Linked DNA regions of Homo sapiens: region 1 is linked to region 2. The links are chromatin contacts, found by Hi-C or POLR2A ChIA-PET in ENCODE. All regions are on one chromosome and are shown on one strand. The core of a region is the stretch at or near the end of the contact, and the rest is flanking DNA. Distances in the headings are between cores, read along the strand shown. Region 1 holds the start of SLC17A7 (solute carrier family 17 member 7). Region 2 holds the start of BAX (BCL2 associated X, apoptosis regulator).

What was found. Hi-C counts contacts between places; a loop is a spot of excess contacts on that map. ChIA-PET counts read pairs that join two places held with the same protein, here RNA polymerase II (POLR2A). Pooled maps may share reads with other maps.
Region 1: a loop to region 2 is called in a pooled map, with 4 times the contacts of the local background. The contact joins the promoter of SLC17A7 here to the promoter of BAX in region 2. A Hi-C loop is called at or near these places in 1 of 37 single-sample maps with no recorded cell type and 6 of 50 pooled maps. POLR2A ChIA-PET finds 5 or more read pairs at or near these places in 6 of 52 experiments (A549, H1, WTC11 and 3 more).

Annotation. Positions count from the first base shown.
Region 1 is chr19:49,439,220-49,446,705 of GRCh38, forward strand. It overlaps SLC17A7 (solute carrier family 17 member 7), which reads right to left and starts at 2,308. Exons shown (of 12, transcript NM_020309.4): 1 at 2,099-2,308. The coding sequence starts at 2,160. PIH1D1 (PIH1 domain containing 1) reads right to left here. Exons shown (of 9, transcript NM_017916.3): 8 at 7,332-7,475; 9 at 7,079-7,204. The coding sequence ends at 7,163. RefSeq lists an enhancer at 4,602-4,711.
Region 2 is chr19:48,949,354-48,956,195 of GRCh38, forward strand. It overlaps BAX (BCL2 associated X, apoptosis regulator), which reads left to right and starts at 5,522. Exons shown (of 6, transcript NM_138761.4): 1 at 5,522-5,609; 2 at 6,195-6,246; 3 at 6,334-6,480. The coding sequence starts at 5,576. RefSeq lists enhancers at 699-993, 5,201-5,769, 5,770-6,337, 5,787-5,996 and a silencer at 5,517-5,666.

The DNA.
Region 1 (7,486 bases), core at 1,058-3,557, 490 kb after region 2:
CACGTCTTTGTCTCCTTATGTCCCTCTGCTCTCTCTTCTCTTCCCATTGTACAACTAAGGAAACTGAGGCTCGGGGAGCTGAAGTGGCACTCCAAGGTCACAGACAAGAACAGCAATGGGACCTGATCCCTTACTGGCCCTCGGCATCCCCCTGCCCAAGACCTGGCTCTCAGAAAGGAGGCACCTTGGGTTCTCATCTCTCTGGCATCCCATTCCCCCATGTCCTTGTTCCAAGTCACCCTGGGTGCAAGGAAGCTCCCCACCAGCTGTGGCATCACTCTTCTCAAGGAAGAGCTCTGTTCTAGGCTTGGGAGGGAGACTGACCTGGGTTCAAATCATGGGGCTCATACTCATCCACTGATCTCCCCAACCCCAGAATGGAGCCTCAGTTTCCCCATCTTTGTCTAGAGGATTAAATGAGATCAACCTGTTGTCTCTAATATGGGGTATTCCCCTCTCCCTCCAACCATCAGAGCAAACCCCAGGCATTGGAAGCAAATGCTTTTCTCTGCACAAACTCCCTGCTGATGGTCCTGGCCAGAGCCCGGGGGTCTCTGGGGACCCAAGAGGTAACTCAGAGAGTGAGAGCCAGAGAGATTGACTGTGAGAAACCCTAGCACAGATGAGAAACAGAGGCAGAGACTGAGGGAGGGGCCTGAGGAATACATCCCTCCCGCTGCCACCCCCCAGCCCCCTCCACCAGCACGTCTCTTTCTCTCTCTCTCATTCTCCTGACTTCACACTGATGTATTTTGAGAAACTCGTGAAAGGAGGCGAGAAAAAGGGTGGGGAGGGGCTGGAAAATTGGAAAAAGAAGGGGTGAGGTTATCTCAGCTTCCCCTCCACCACCAACCTCCGTCACTGCACCATCCTCCTGCCCACCTCCCCCCACTTCTGTCCAGCCTTATTCTTGTCTCTCATGTTACTAGAGGGTGGGGTAACTTTGGAGCTAAGAGGTGATCTGCAGCAAGCAAGACTGATGTTAGACTTAGCAAAGGACCCCCATGGCCTAGCGAGGTGGACTGAAGCTCAGCGAAACACAGGGTCAGGGCTGTGGGCCAAGGGGACAGGGCCTGAGGGCACGGCGGCAGGGGCATGGTGCTGATGAGGCCATCTCCTTCGTGCACTGTGGCCAGATATATTTTTAGGCTTTTCCGCAGCTGAGTAATTTATCTGACTTAGAGCCAAAGCTGGGGTTGGGGGTGAGAGCCTGTGGGGAGGTGTCCAGATTATCCTGAGGGACACTCGGTTCACTGGGGTCATCAACCTGGTTGGGAGGGAGTCCCTGTCAGCCCCAGCCTGTATCCTTTGGGAAGGCTGTCCTACCCCAGGAGCCGAAATTTTTGGCCTCTAACTCCTTTCTCTCCCAGGGACCCAGGGTGCTGTGACTTCTTCCACCCAGCCTCACCCCCTCAAGGACAACGGGCTATGAGCCCCAATCCGCTTTAGCTGCAGATTAAACTCCATGCCAGACAGAAACGGAAAAAGACACAGAGAGACGGAGAGACCCATGGTGGGAGAATTAAAACACAGAGACGGGGACAGGGACCCAGAGAAGTGGGGACCAGAGATCCAGGGAAGAGGAGAGACCCAGAAAGAGGGGGACAGAGACTCTGAGTCAGGAGTTGATAGAGATCCAGTGAGAGCAATGGCCAGAGAACCAGAGAGAGGGGCACAGAGACGCAAAGAAGCGGAGGCAGAGATCTAGGGAGAAGGAGGGGCCCAGAGAGAAGGGAGCCGAGATCTGGAAAAAGAGGGAGACGGAGACCCAGAGAGAAAAGGGGCAGAGACATCCAGAAAGAGACGGGGACAGAGACCCAGAAGTGGTGGGGGAGGAGCCAGAGACCCGGGAGAGAGGCATTTACAGCACCAGAGAGAGTGGAGCCGGGTGGGGTGGGGTGCAGAAAAAGGAACAGGATAATGGACAAGGCTCGACCAGGGAGAACAGCGCCGTCGGAGCCCACGGCAGAAAACTGGACAGATGGGTGGACCCCCATGCCGGGGTATCGCCCGTTCATCTGTCAGTCTGCGCCCAGGTGGGAATTAGCATCCTCCTCAGATCCTCCCACTCTTCTCCCGGGACCCCCGCCAGGCTCACCGGTGCAGCTTCCCGAGAGCACGACCCGCTAGCTTCCGAAACTCCTCCTGGCGGAACTCCATGGTGGCGGCTCCTGCCGCCGGTCACCCCGCGGGTCCCCCCCGCCGATCCCCCCGCCCGCGGGCCCGGGCGGCCGCGTCCGGGTTCCCGGGGTCCAGCCCCGGCCCGGCCGGCCCCGCAGCTCCGCTCGGGGGGAAGGAGGCTGCAAGTGCAGGCGGCCCGGGGGCTGTCACAGGACTCAGCGCCGGGGGCGGGGCGCGGGAGGCCCCGCCCCGGCCCCACCAGGCCCCTCCCCTCGTCTGTCAGACCCGCCCCCTCTCGCAGCCCTTTCATCCTCGTCCTGTCCCCTCCTGAGCCTTCCAAGACCACGCCTGTGGGTTCTGAACTCACGCCTCCGAGTTCACGCCCCCCAATTCTGTTCCTTCCCCAGGCTACTCCCCCTATCCCTGTTCCATCACCCCTGGCTCCTACCCAGATTTTCTCTCCTCTCCTGAGTTCTCATCCCCATCATTTCTCTCCCCGACTTCTGTTCCCCCTAATTGCGTCCCTTACAATCCTGTCTTCTCTGACTTTCCCTCTGCGTTCATCCTCCAGTTCCTTCACTCCTCCCCGCCCCCACCCCGCAATTCCATCCCCATCCCACCTCGTCCCCAGTTCCAATAGTCTCATCCAGGGAGTTCTTTGTTTTCTCATTCAAGGGAAATTCTTTCCCCTCAAGTCCAACGCCTACTTCGATCCACCTGTCGTCCCCCTCTAGTCCCTTTCGCCACCCGGGTTCTTCACCCTTGAGCTCCATCTCCTCCTTAGTTTCCATCTTTCCCCTTTGAATCCCATACTCCTCCAGCTCTATTCTCCCTCCGGCGTCTCTCTCCTCCCTGTTGCTTCTCTCCCTGAGTTTCATTCCCTAACCCCGATTTTCTTCCCTCTGGCTTCCGCCCCCCACAGTTATATTTCACACACCCCGCCAGTGCCAGCTGCGACCCCATAGTCTCCCCATTGTGTTATTTCTCTGCTCCTCTGGGATCTGTCCGCGCTCTGAGTTCTTCCCTAGCTCCGGGGGATCCATTCCTCTATTTGAGTTCTGTCTCCACCCCCTGAGATCTGTCCCGCCCCCTAAATTGTGATCCGCACCCCCTGGCATCCTCACCCGCCCTCTGAATTTGTCTCCTCCCCTAGGATCTGTCGCTGACCTGAGTTCTGCCCCCGCCCTCTGAGTTCTCTCCCCACCGTTGGAGTTGTGTCCCCTTCTCCTAGGATCTGTCCCTGGCTCTGTTCCCGCCCTCTCAGTTCTGTCCTTGCCCCCTGGAATCTGTTCCTGCCATCTGAGTTCTACCCCTTCCCCACAGGATCTATCTCTGCCCCCTGGAATCTGTCCCCACCCACCGAGTTCTGGCCTCCGTCCCTGGGATCTGTCCCCGCCCTCTGTGTTCTACCCCTGCCCCATGGGATCTGTCCCCGCCCACCCAGTTCTCCCCGCCCCCTGGATCTCTCCCTACCCTCCCAGTCTTGCCCCGGCCCCATGGGATCTGTCCCCGCCCTCCGACTTCTGACCCTCGCCACTGGGATCTGTCCTCGACCTCCCAGTCCTGCCTCCGCCCCCGGAATCTGACCCCGCCCACCGAGCTCTGGCCTCCGCCCCTGAGATCTGTCCCCGCCCTCCCAGTCTTGCCCCTGCCCCATGGGATCTGTCCCCCGCCCACCGCCTCCGCCTCTGGGATCTGTCCCTGCCCTCCCAGTCCTGCTCCCACCCCCGGAATCTGTCCCCGCCCACCGAACTCTGTCTCCACGCCGGAATTCCAGCGCCGCCCCGTTGGGTAGAGCCCGGCCCTTCCCTGTCCTGGGCCCGCAGACAGGGTCCCGCCCCGCTCCTGTCCTCAGACCAGCCCATCTCCCGGCGCTGAGTCCACCTCCAGATCCAGGCCCCAGGAGGGTGATCCTTTCCCCACTACCTCCCCGCGTCGGGCCGCAAATGCATTTGGTATTAAATTTTCATGATGCGGCCCGCGGTGGGGTGGGAGGAGCAGACGGCGCGTCGGGCGGGCGCCAAGGACGGGGTGGCCGGGAAGCCACTGACCGCCGCAGCCTCTCGCTTCCAGCCTTGACTGGCTGTGTCTCTGGGTCTCACAGCTTTGAGAAACCCCTGGGACCCCAGAACGGAGGACGCTGCGGGTCTGAGGCAGGAGGGAGGTAGGAACTGGGACTCGTGGGGCTGAAGTAGCAGCGCGGGAGCCGCTCACACGCGCCACCCAGTGGCTGCAGAGTCCCCGGCCCGGGTGCGGAGGCGGTGGTTGCGGCTTGGGGCCAGGTGTGAGGGTGGAGCAGATGGTGAAGAGGAGGGAGTGGGAAGCGGGCCCCGCCGCTGCCAAAACTTGGGCCTTTGCCGAAACCATCGCCATGGAAACCGAGGAAGGAGGAAAGGACTCAGCCGCACACTTTTTCAGGACCTGGGAATGAGTTACTCGGCCCCCTCCAGCGGCTCACCGTCCCAACCACAAGTCCCAGCGGCCTCTGAGCCTCAGCGCTCGTTTGAGAAGGGCCGCGCACTCCGAGGGCCGCTGGGAGATGTAGTTCTCTGAGACGATGGGCAGGGAAAGGTTGCGCCCTCTGGTGGACACGGCGCCCACGTTCGCTCATCCGTTCCGCGGCCGGAAAGACCCTACCTGAAGTCACTCCCACCCTGACCTCTTCCCCGTCTTTTCTCCCCCTCCCTCACAATTCACCCCATTGCAGACACATTGTGCTTGCCTGCCTGCCTTTTCTTTCCTTCCTTCCTCTTCTTTCTCTTCTTTTTTCTTTCCTTCCTTCATTCCTTCTTTCTCTGTCTTCCTTCCTTTCCCCTTCCTCCTTCCTTTTTCTTTTTTTCTTTCCTTCCTTCATTCCTTCTTTCTCTGTCTTCCTTCCTTTCCCCTTCCTCCTTCCTTTTTCTTTCTCTTCTTTTTTCTTTCCTTCCTTCATTCCTTCTTTCTCTGTCTTCCTTCCTTTCCCCTTCCTCCTTCCTTTTTCTTTCTCTTCTTTTTCCTTCTTTCTTCCTTCTTTCCTTCCTTCCTCCTTTCCTTCCTCCCTTCCTTCCTTTTTGAGACAGGGTCTCACTCTGTCGCCCAGGGGCAGCTCACTGCAGTCTTAACCTCCCTGGGCTCCCACCTCAGCCTCCCGAGTAGCTGAGGACAACAGGTGTGCACCACCATGCCCCACTAACTCACATTGTGCTTTGAGCATTTACCACTGAAGTTCCTCCATCTACTGATGATCCTAGGATTCACTAAAGAAGAGGAGGGTATAGACCATCACTTTTTTTTTTTTTTTTTTTTTTTTGAGATGGAGTTTCGTTCTTGTTGCCCAGGCTGGAGTGCAATGGCGCCATCTGGGCTCACAGCAACCTCCGCCTCCTGGGTTCAAGCAATTCTCCTGCCTCAGCCTCCCTAGTAGCTGGGATTATAGGCGCTTGCCACCACGCCAGGCTAATTTTGTATTTTTAGTAAGAGACGGGGTTTCTCCATGTTGGTCAGGCTGGTCTCAAACTCCCGACCTTGGGTGATCCGCCCGCCTTGGCCTCCCAAAGTTCTGGGACTACAGGTGTGAGCCACTGTGCCCGGCCTCAACAATCACTTATTAACTCAAGAAATATTTATCAAGGCAGGGCGCTCCTGTAATCCCAGCACTTTGAGAGGCTGAGGAGGGCTGATCACTTGAGCTCAGGAGTTCGAGACCAGCCTGGGCAACAGATGGAGACCCCGTCTCTATAAAAAATATTTAAAAATTAGCTGGGCATGGTGGCACCTGTAGTCACAGCTACTTGGGAGGCTGAGGTGCAACCATCACTTGAACTCGGGAGGTTGCAGAGTGAGTCAGGATTGCACCACTGCACTCCAGCGTGGGCCTAAGAGCCAGACTCTGTCAAAAAAAAAAAGAAAGAAAGAAAGAGAGAGAGAAAGGAAGGAAGGAAGGAAGGAAAAGAAAGAAAGAATAAAGAAAGAAACTTCTGCAGATGTACTGGGAAGAGGATACAAAGTAGCAGGAACAGCAGAAACTAAGAGATGAGGGAAAATGGGTGTGGTCAGGACACTGTTCAGTATGACTGGGCTCCAGTTAGAGGAAGAGGTCAAAACTAGGCTGGGCACAGTGGCTCACGCCTGTAATCCCAGTATTTGGGGAGGCCATGGTGGGAGGATCACTTGAGGCCAAGAACTCAAGACCAACCTGGGCAACATAGCAAGACCTCATCTCTAAAAAAATGCAAAAAATAAAATTAGCTGGGCACAATGGTGCATGCCTGTCATCCTAGCTACTCAGAGGCTGATGTGGGAGGATCACTCGAACCCAGGAGTTCCAGGCTGCAGTGAGCTACATGATTGCACCACTGCACTCCAGTGACAGAGTGAGATCCTTTTTTTTTTTTTTTTTTTGAGACGGAGTTTCGCTCTTGTAGCCCAGACTGGAGTGCAATGGCACGATCTCGGCTCACTGCAACCTCCGCCTCAGCCTCCCGAGTAGCTGGGATTACAGGTTTGCGCCACCATGCCCAGCTAATTTTTGTATTTTTAGTAGAGACCGGGTTTCACCATGTCGGCCAGGCTAGTCTTGAACTCCTGACCTCAGGTGATCCACCCAGCTCGGCCTCCCAAAGTGCTGGGATTACAGGTGTGAACCACCGTGCCTGACAACCCTGTCTCTTAAACATAAAAGTGAGCCATGACCCGGGGCTCAGATCACACAGAGCCTTGAGTGCTTGGCTGAGGGGCTTGGACCTTCTCCCAGGGCGGCTGGGGAGCCACAGGAGGGCTGTGAAGAAGGAAAGTGCAGGGCCAGCTCTGGGGCCTGGGGAGGATTAACAAGGGAGACTGGAGGCCAGGAGGCTTCAGGGAGGATCCAGGGGGAAGGATGAGGCCTGAGCTGGGGCAGTGACCTCTATAGGACTGGAGGGGCACAGCCCAATGTCCCTCTTCCCTCCCAACACCCACATATCCCCAGTCAGAGACAGAACAAAGGCAAAAATCTTTTATTTCAACTTTTAGGGAAGCCAGCAGCCTCTTCTCCACATCTCAGAAGCACAAGGAGACACCCTGATCAAGAAGGCACCGGCAGAAGCGGCATGGCCACCATTAATTGCTGAGGAGACAGAGCAAAGAGAATGAGGATCCAGGACCCAGAAGTCCAGCTCCCAGCCCCCCTCCCTGGGAGACAGAGTCCAGGCCCCGCCAATGTCCCAGCTTCCCCAAGCCCCTCCCCCAGGCACCTTTCTCTTCCGGTGGAAGGCTGCCTTGCTCTCATGAGAGTTGATCTGCAGCGGGATATAAGCGTCTAGATGATACAGCTGCTGGGGGCCCCCCATCACCAGGCGGTTCTCCCCGATCTCCAGCGACAGCCCCAGGGCTCCATCCTGGAGAGGTG
Region 2 (6,842 bases), core at 4,272-6,771:
AAGAGTTCAAGACCAACCTGGCCAACATGGTGAAATCCCGTCTCTACTAAAAATACAAAAATTAGGCCGGGCACAGTGGCTCACACCTGTAATCCCAGCACTTCGGGAGGCCAAGGCGGGCAGACCACCTGAGATCAGGAGTTCTAGCCAGCTTGGCCAACATGGTGAAACCCCATCTCTACTAAAAATACAAAAATCACCTGGGCATGGTGGTGCATGCCTGTAATCCCAGCTACTCGGGAGGCTGAGACAGCAGAGATCTCTTGAACCTGGGAGGCGGAGGTTGCAGTGAGCCAAGATTGCACCACTCCACTCCAGCCTGGGTGAAAGAAAAAAGAAATTAATGGGTGGCTTAGCTGGGTGGTTCCAGCTCAGGGTCTCCCTGAAAATTGCAGTCATGACATCAGTCAGGACTATCTTCACCTGAAAGCTTGACTGGGGCTGAAGAATCCCTTTCCAAAATGATTAACTCACCTGGCCAGAGGACTTGGTTTCCTGCCACCCGTGTTTCGCCAGAGTATGACTGCTTGAGTGTCCTCACTGTCACACGTGTCCGTGCAAAGAGACCACCTAACAGACTTTGTGTGAGCAACAAGGCTGTTTATTTCACCTGGGTGCAGGTGGGCTGAGTCTGAAAAGGGAGTCAGCAAAGGGTGGTGGGATTATCATTAGTTCTTATAGGTTTGGGATAGGTGTACAAATTACATTCTCAAGAGTGGGGAGAATATTGCAAAGTACCTTCTTAAGTGGGGTGGAGGGGAGAATATATCATATCAGTTAGAGTGGGGCAGGAACAAATCACCATGGTGGAATGTCATCAGTTAAGGCTATTTTCACTTCTTTTGTGGATCTTCAGTTGCTTCCGGCCATCTGGATGTGTACGTGCAGGTCACAGGGGATATGACGGCTTAGCTTGGGCTCAGAGGCCTGACACTCACCACATGGCAGCTGGCTTTCCTTAAAGGAAGTGATCTGAAAGGGAACAAGGTGGAAGCTGTAGTGGCTTTTCTGACCTGTCCTGTGAAATCACACTCTGTCATTTCCACAATATCCTCTTGGTCACACTGTTTAGCCCTATTGAGTGTGGGCAGAGACCACACAGCAGCATGAATACCTGGAGGTGTGACTCCTCAGGTGCCATCTTGGATGTGGGCTTAATAGTTTTGATTCAGCATCTTTATTATTATAAAGAGTTTGGCTGGGTGCGGTGGCTCACGCCTGTAATCCCAGCACTTTGGGAGGCCAAGGCGGGCGGATCATGAGGGCAAGAGATCGAGACCATCCTGGCCAACATGGCAAAAGCCTATCTCTAATAAAAATATCAAAATTAGCAGGGCGTTGTCACACGCCTATAGTCCCAGCTACTCAGGAGGCTGAGGCAGGAGAATCACTTGAACCCGGAGGCGGAGGTTGCAGTGAACTGAGATCACACCACTGCACTCCAGCCTGGCGACAGAGCAAGACTCCGTCTCAAAAAACAAAACAAAGCAAAACAAAACAAAACACACAAAAAAGAGTTTTAGTCAGGCACAGTGACGCATGCCTGTAGTCCCAGCACTGTGGGAAACTGAGGCAGGTGGCTCACTTGAGCCCAGGGGTTTGAGACCAGCCTGGGCAACATGGCAAAACCCTCTCCCTACAAAACATACAAAATTAGCAGTGCATAGTGGCACACACGTGTAGTCCCAGCTACTCCAGAAGCTGAGGTGGGAGGATCCCTTGAGCCCAGGAGGTCGAGGTGGCAGTGAGCCACAGTTGTGTCATTGCACTCCAGCCTGGACGACAGAGGGAGATCCTGTCTCAAAATAAATAAATAAAAATAAAAATAAACAGTTTTGACTTCACAACTAGCTAAAAAGTGTATTCCCTCACTCAGTGACTGTACTGTTCAGAGGTGTATACCTGCATTAAAAGCCCTTTCCTTCCTTCTCTGTAACTGGAGTAGGGAAGGGCTATCTCATTGGACTGGAGTAACACACACAGATAAAGCCGGATGCAAAGTTAACAGGAAACACTATTTCTCTCAAGGATACGCTTTGTTTGTTTTTTTTTTGAGATGAAGTCTCGCTCTGTCACCCGAGGTGGAGTGCAATGGCACGATCTCTGCTCACTGCAGCCTCTGCCTCCTGGGTTCAAGTGATTCTCTGGCCTCAGCCTCCCAAGTAGCTGGGATTACAGGAGCACACCAGTACGCCCAGCTAATTTTTGTATTTTTAGTAGAGACAGGGTTTCACCATGTTGGCCAGGCTGGTCTCAAACTCCTGACCTCAGGTGATCTGCCTGTCTTGGCCTCCCAAAGTGGTGGGATTTCAGGTGTGAGCCACCACGCTGGCCAAGGACATGGTTTCTTACAGAGACTTTGTTCTCTAAATTCATAAATTGTTGGAAATTCTATCAGTAAAAATGAAACATCCGAGTCTTGCTGACAGGATCTAATCCACTTGATACAGAGTAGCAGCCTTGATTTCCAAAGCAGGTGCACAGCTTCAGATAAAGGGTTTCTGGATGCAACATTTCACATGTACCTTCTTGTTTCCAGCGATTCAGGACACTGGTTTCACTTCACAGTCCTGATCCAATGTTGACCTTGCTTTGCTCTAAGCTATCATTTGGTTGTCACCTAAGCTCTACCCTCCCCCTTTATCTTGGCTTTTTCTTTTCTTTTTTCTTTTTGAGACAGGCTCTTCCTCTGTCACCCAGTCTGATTGCAGTGATGCAATTGATCACAGCTCACGGCAGCCGGGACCTCCCAAGCTCAAACAATCTTCCCACCTCAGCCTCCCAAGTAGCTGGGACTACAGGCACGCACCACCACATCCAGCTAATTTTCTTTTTTTTCTGCTTCCTTTTCTTTTTGTTTTTTTTTAGATAGAGGCTTGCTCTGTTGCCCAGGCTGGGGTGCAGTGGCACGATCTTGGCTCACTGCAACCTCTGCCTCTTGGGTTCAAGCGATTCTCCTGCCTCAGCCTCCCAAGCAGCTGGGACTGCAGGCACGCGCCACCACTCCCAGCTAATTTTTTTGTATTTTTAGTGGAGACGGGGTTTCGCCATGTTGGCTAGGCTGGTCACAAACTCCTGACCTCAGATGATACACCCACTTCGGCCTCCCACACAGCTGGTATTACAGGTGTGAGCTACCACGCCCGGCCCCCCCTCCTTTCTTTTGTTTTTTAGTTGACACAGGGTCTCACCATGGTACAGCCCAGGCTGGTCCTGAACTCCTGGCTTCAGGTGATCCTCCTGCCTTGGCCTCCCAAAGTGCTGGGACTATAGGAATGAGCCATCACACCTGGCCCCTTTCTTCAATTTTCAAAACAAACTGATCCTTCAAGGTCAAGAGGAAATACCTCCTCTGAGAAGTCTTCTCTGAATGTCAGAGGCAGACAATGTCTGATTTCTGCATGCTCCCCAACATTCAATCATACAGTTATTGAATAACACATTTTGAGAGATAACTATGAATCAAGTAACATGCTGGTTTCTGGGAGAATTGAGGACAAATTAACCTTGTGGAAATTTTGGGTGGATGAAAAAAACCAACATGAAATTAAAACACTGCACACATTTACAGCTGTGAGAAGCATTACACATCCTGGGTGCTATGCGAGCTTTTTTTTTTTTTTTTTTTTTTTTTGAGTTGGAGTTTCCCTCTTGTTACTGAGGCTGGAGTGCAAGGTCACGATCTCAGCTCACTGCAACCTCTGCCTCCAGATTCAAACGATTCCCCTGCCTCAGCTCCCGAGTAGCTGGGACTACAGGTGCCTGCCACCACACCTGGCTAATTTAGAATTTTTAGTAGGGATAGGGTTTCACCGTGTTGGCCAGGCTGGTCTCAAACTCCTGACCTCAGGTGATCTACCCATCTCGGCCTCCCAAAGTGCTGGGATTACAGAAGTGAGCCACTGAGCCCAACCAGGAGCTTTTTCGAGAAAGAAGGAAGTCCAAGAGATCTTCCTGACACCCTAGTCTGACTCTGCCCTTTGCCTGCTCAAAATTTCCCCATGCTTCCCAGCGGCCTTCTGGACATAGATCAAGTCCCTTCTCTGACAGGCCCAAACCCTTTATCATCTGATCCTAGCTCATTTTTCTGAGTTTTCCTTAGTTGCTATTATTTTCTGTCTAAAGTGACATGTCATAATATTCATAAAGCACACAAGTCTTATGTGTACAGCTCAATGAATTGTAAATATGTGTATACCCGGCCGGGCACAGTGGCTCACGCCTGTAATCCCAGCACTTTGGGAGGCCGAGGCAGGTGGATCACTTGAGGTCAGGAGCTTGAGACCAGCCTGACCAACATAGTGAAACCCCATCTTTACTAAAAATACAAAATTAGCTGGGCGTGGTGTCGCATGCCTGCAATTCCAGCTACTTGGGAGGCTGAGGCAGGAGAATTGCTTGAACCCGGAGGCAGAGGTTGCAGTAAGCCGAGATCGTGCCATTGCACTCCATCCTGGGCAACAAGAGCAAAACTCCGTCTCAAAATAATAATAATAATAATAATAATAATAATAATAATAATGTGTATACCCATGTAAACACCATTCAGATAAAAATATGGCATATTTGGGGCACCCGGGGAGTGTCTCTTGTGGCCCCTCCCCTCCATACCCTGCTGATCTATCAGCACAGATTAGTTTCTGCCACTTTTTAAACTTCATATTCCTTTTCTTTTTACACAAACACAAACATTCGAGTCATGACTGGGTGGGGTGGCTCAAGCCTGTAATCTCAGCACTTTGGGAGGCCAAGGTGCGAGGATCGCTTGAGTCTGGGAGTTCAGAGACCAGCCTGGGCAACATAGAGAGACCTCATCTCCACATAAAAAGTTTTAAAAATTAACCAGGGGCGGTGTAGTCCCAGCTACTCAGGAGGCTGAGGTGGGAGGCTTCAGCCCGGGAATTCCAGACTGCAGTGAGCCATGATTGGGCCACTGCACTCCAGCCTGGGCAACACAGTGAGACCCTGTCTCAAAAAAAAAAAAAAAAAAAACAGGAAAAAACAAACAAACAGAAAAGCAGGCCTGGCGCGGTAGCTCATGCCTGTAATCCCAGCGCTTTGGAAGGCTGAGACGGGGTTATCTCTTGGGCTCACAAGTTAGAGACAAGCCTGGGCGTGGGCTATATTGCTAGATCCAGGTCTCTGCAAAAAACAAAACCACTCAGTTTTTAGTCATCTATAACGTCCTGCCTGGAAGCATGCTATTTTGGGCCTCTGAGCTTTTGCACTTGCTAATTCCTTCTGCGCTGGGGAGAGCTCAAACCCTGCCCGAAACTTCTAAAAATGGTGCCTGGATAAATGAAGGCATTAGAGCTGCGATTGGACGGACGGCTGTTGGACGGCGCCACTGCTGGCACTTATCGGGAGATGCTCATTGGACAGTCACGTGACGGGACCAAACCTCCCGAGGGAGCGAGGCAGGTGCGGTCACGTGACCCGGCGGCGCTGCGGGGCAGCGGCCATTTTGCGGGGCGGCCACGTGAAGGACGCACGTTCAGCGGGGCTCTCACGTGACCCGGGCGCGCTGCGGCCGCCCGCGCGGACCCGGCGAGAGGCGGCGGCGGGAGCGGCGGTGATGGACGGGTCCGGGGAGCAGCCCAGAGGCGGGGGTGAGGCGGGAGGCAGACGGGCGGGAGGAGGGCGAGCCCCCTCGCCGGCCCGTCCGGGATCCTTCCTACCGGCCTGGGGCTGTGCGATCTCCAAGCACTGAGGGGCAGAAACTCCCGGATCGGGCGCTGCCAGCCTCCAGTCCCCTCCGTCCTCGGAGGTTCCTGGCTCTCTGATCCCCGTGTCCCGATCCCTGCCTCTCTGGCGCTCTCGGACCCTCGAGAACCAGGGGATCTCGGAAGCCAAGCCCCCGGGCAGGCCCGGGCTTGTCGCCCGCACCACTTCCTGCCTCTGGCACTGGTGGGAGGGGCGGGTCTCGCCTCTGCCCCCTCAGGCCAGGGGTCTGGATGCATATAGCGTTCCCCTAGCCTCTTTCCCCGGGGAGAATGTAGGATACAGGCCCAGCCTCCTGGCCTTTCTCCATCAGGGACTCAGTTGTCTGGGCCCCCCCGTCACTTTATCTGCTAGGGTCCCAGAAGTCCAGGGTCCCCAGCTCTGTCCTCCCTCAGGGGCCGTGAGTCTCCACAGTCTCCTGATCCCCTAGAACCCAAGAGTCCAGGTACCTCTTCCCTTCCTTTCTCCTCTAGGGCCCACCAGCTCTGAGCAGATCATGAAGACAGGGGCCCTTTTGCTTCAGGGGTGAGTTTGAGGTCTGATTATTGTGGCACAGATTTGAGGAGTGACACCCCGTTCTGATTCTGCACCCTCACTCCATCCCCACTCTAGTTTCATCCAGGATCGAGCAGGGCGAATGGGGGGGGAGGCACCCGAGCTGGCCCTGGACCCGGTGCCTCAGGATGCGTCCACCAAGAAGCTGAGCGAGTGTCTCAAGCGCATCGGGGACGAACTGGACAGTAACATGGAGCTGCAGAGGTGTGGGCCCCTGAGGACCCAGAAGTCCAGCCACTGGGCTCCTTCAGGACACAGGACTCTCAGCCCCGCATTCTCCTCCTCCCCTAAGAACTAGGAGTCTGGGCCCCACAACTCAGCGCAAACATTCCGGACTCCCAGCCCTCCTCTCTGCCAGGATCTTAAAACCCTCCTTCAGGGAGTCATTTTTCCCACCTTCCTAAATGTCTGTCTTGTCCCCTTCCCTTGTCCCCCGTTGGCCTGTTGCTTTTCATTTCAGCCTGGCTTGGGGCTCAGTCTCCTTATCTTTAGTGTGCGGTGGATGCGGGAATTTTCCACCATCAGCCTGATGCCTGCTCCCCGGCACTGGTTCTCCTCTCTCCTGC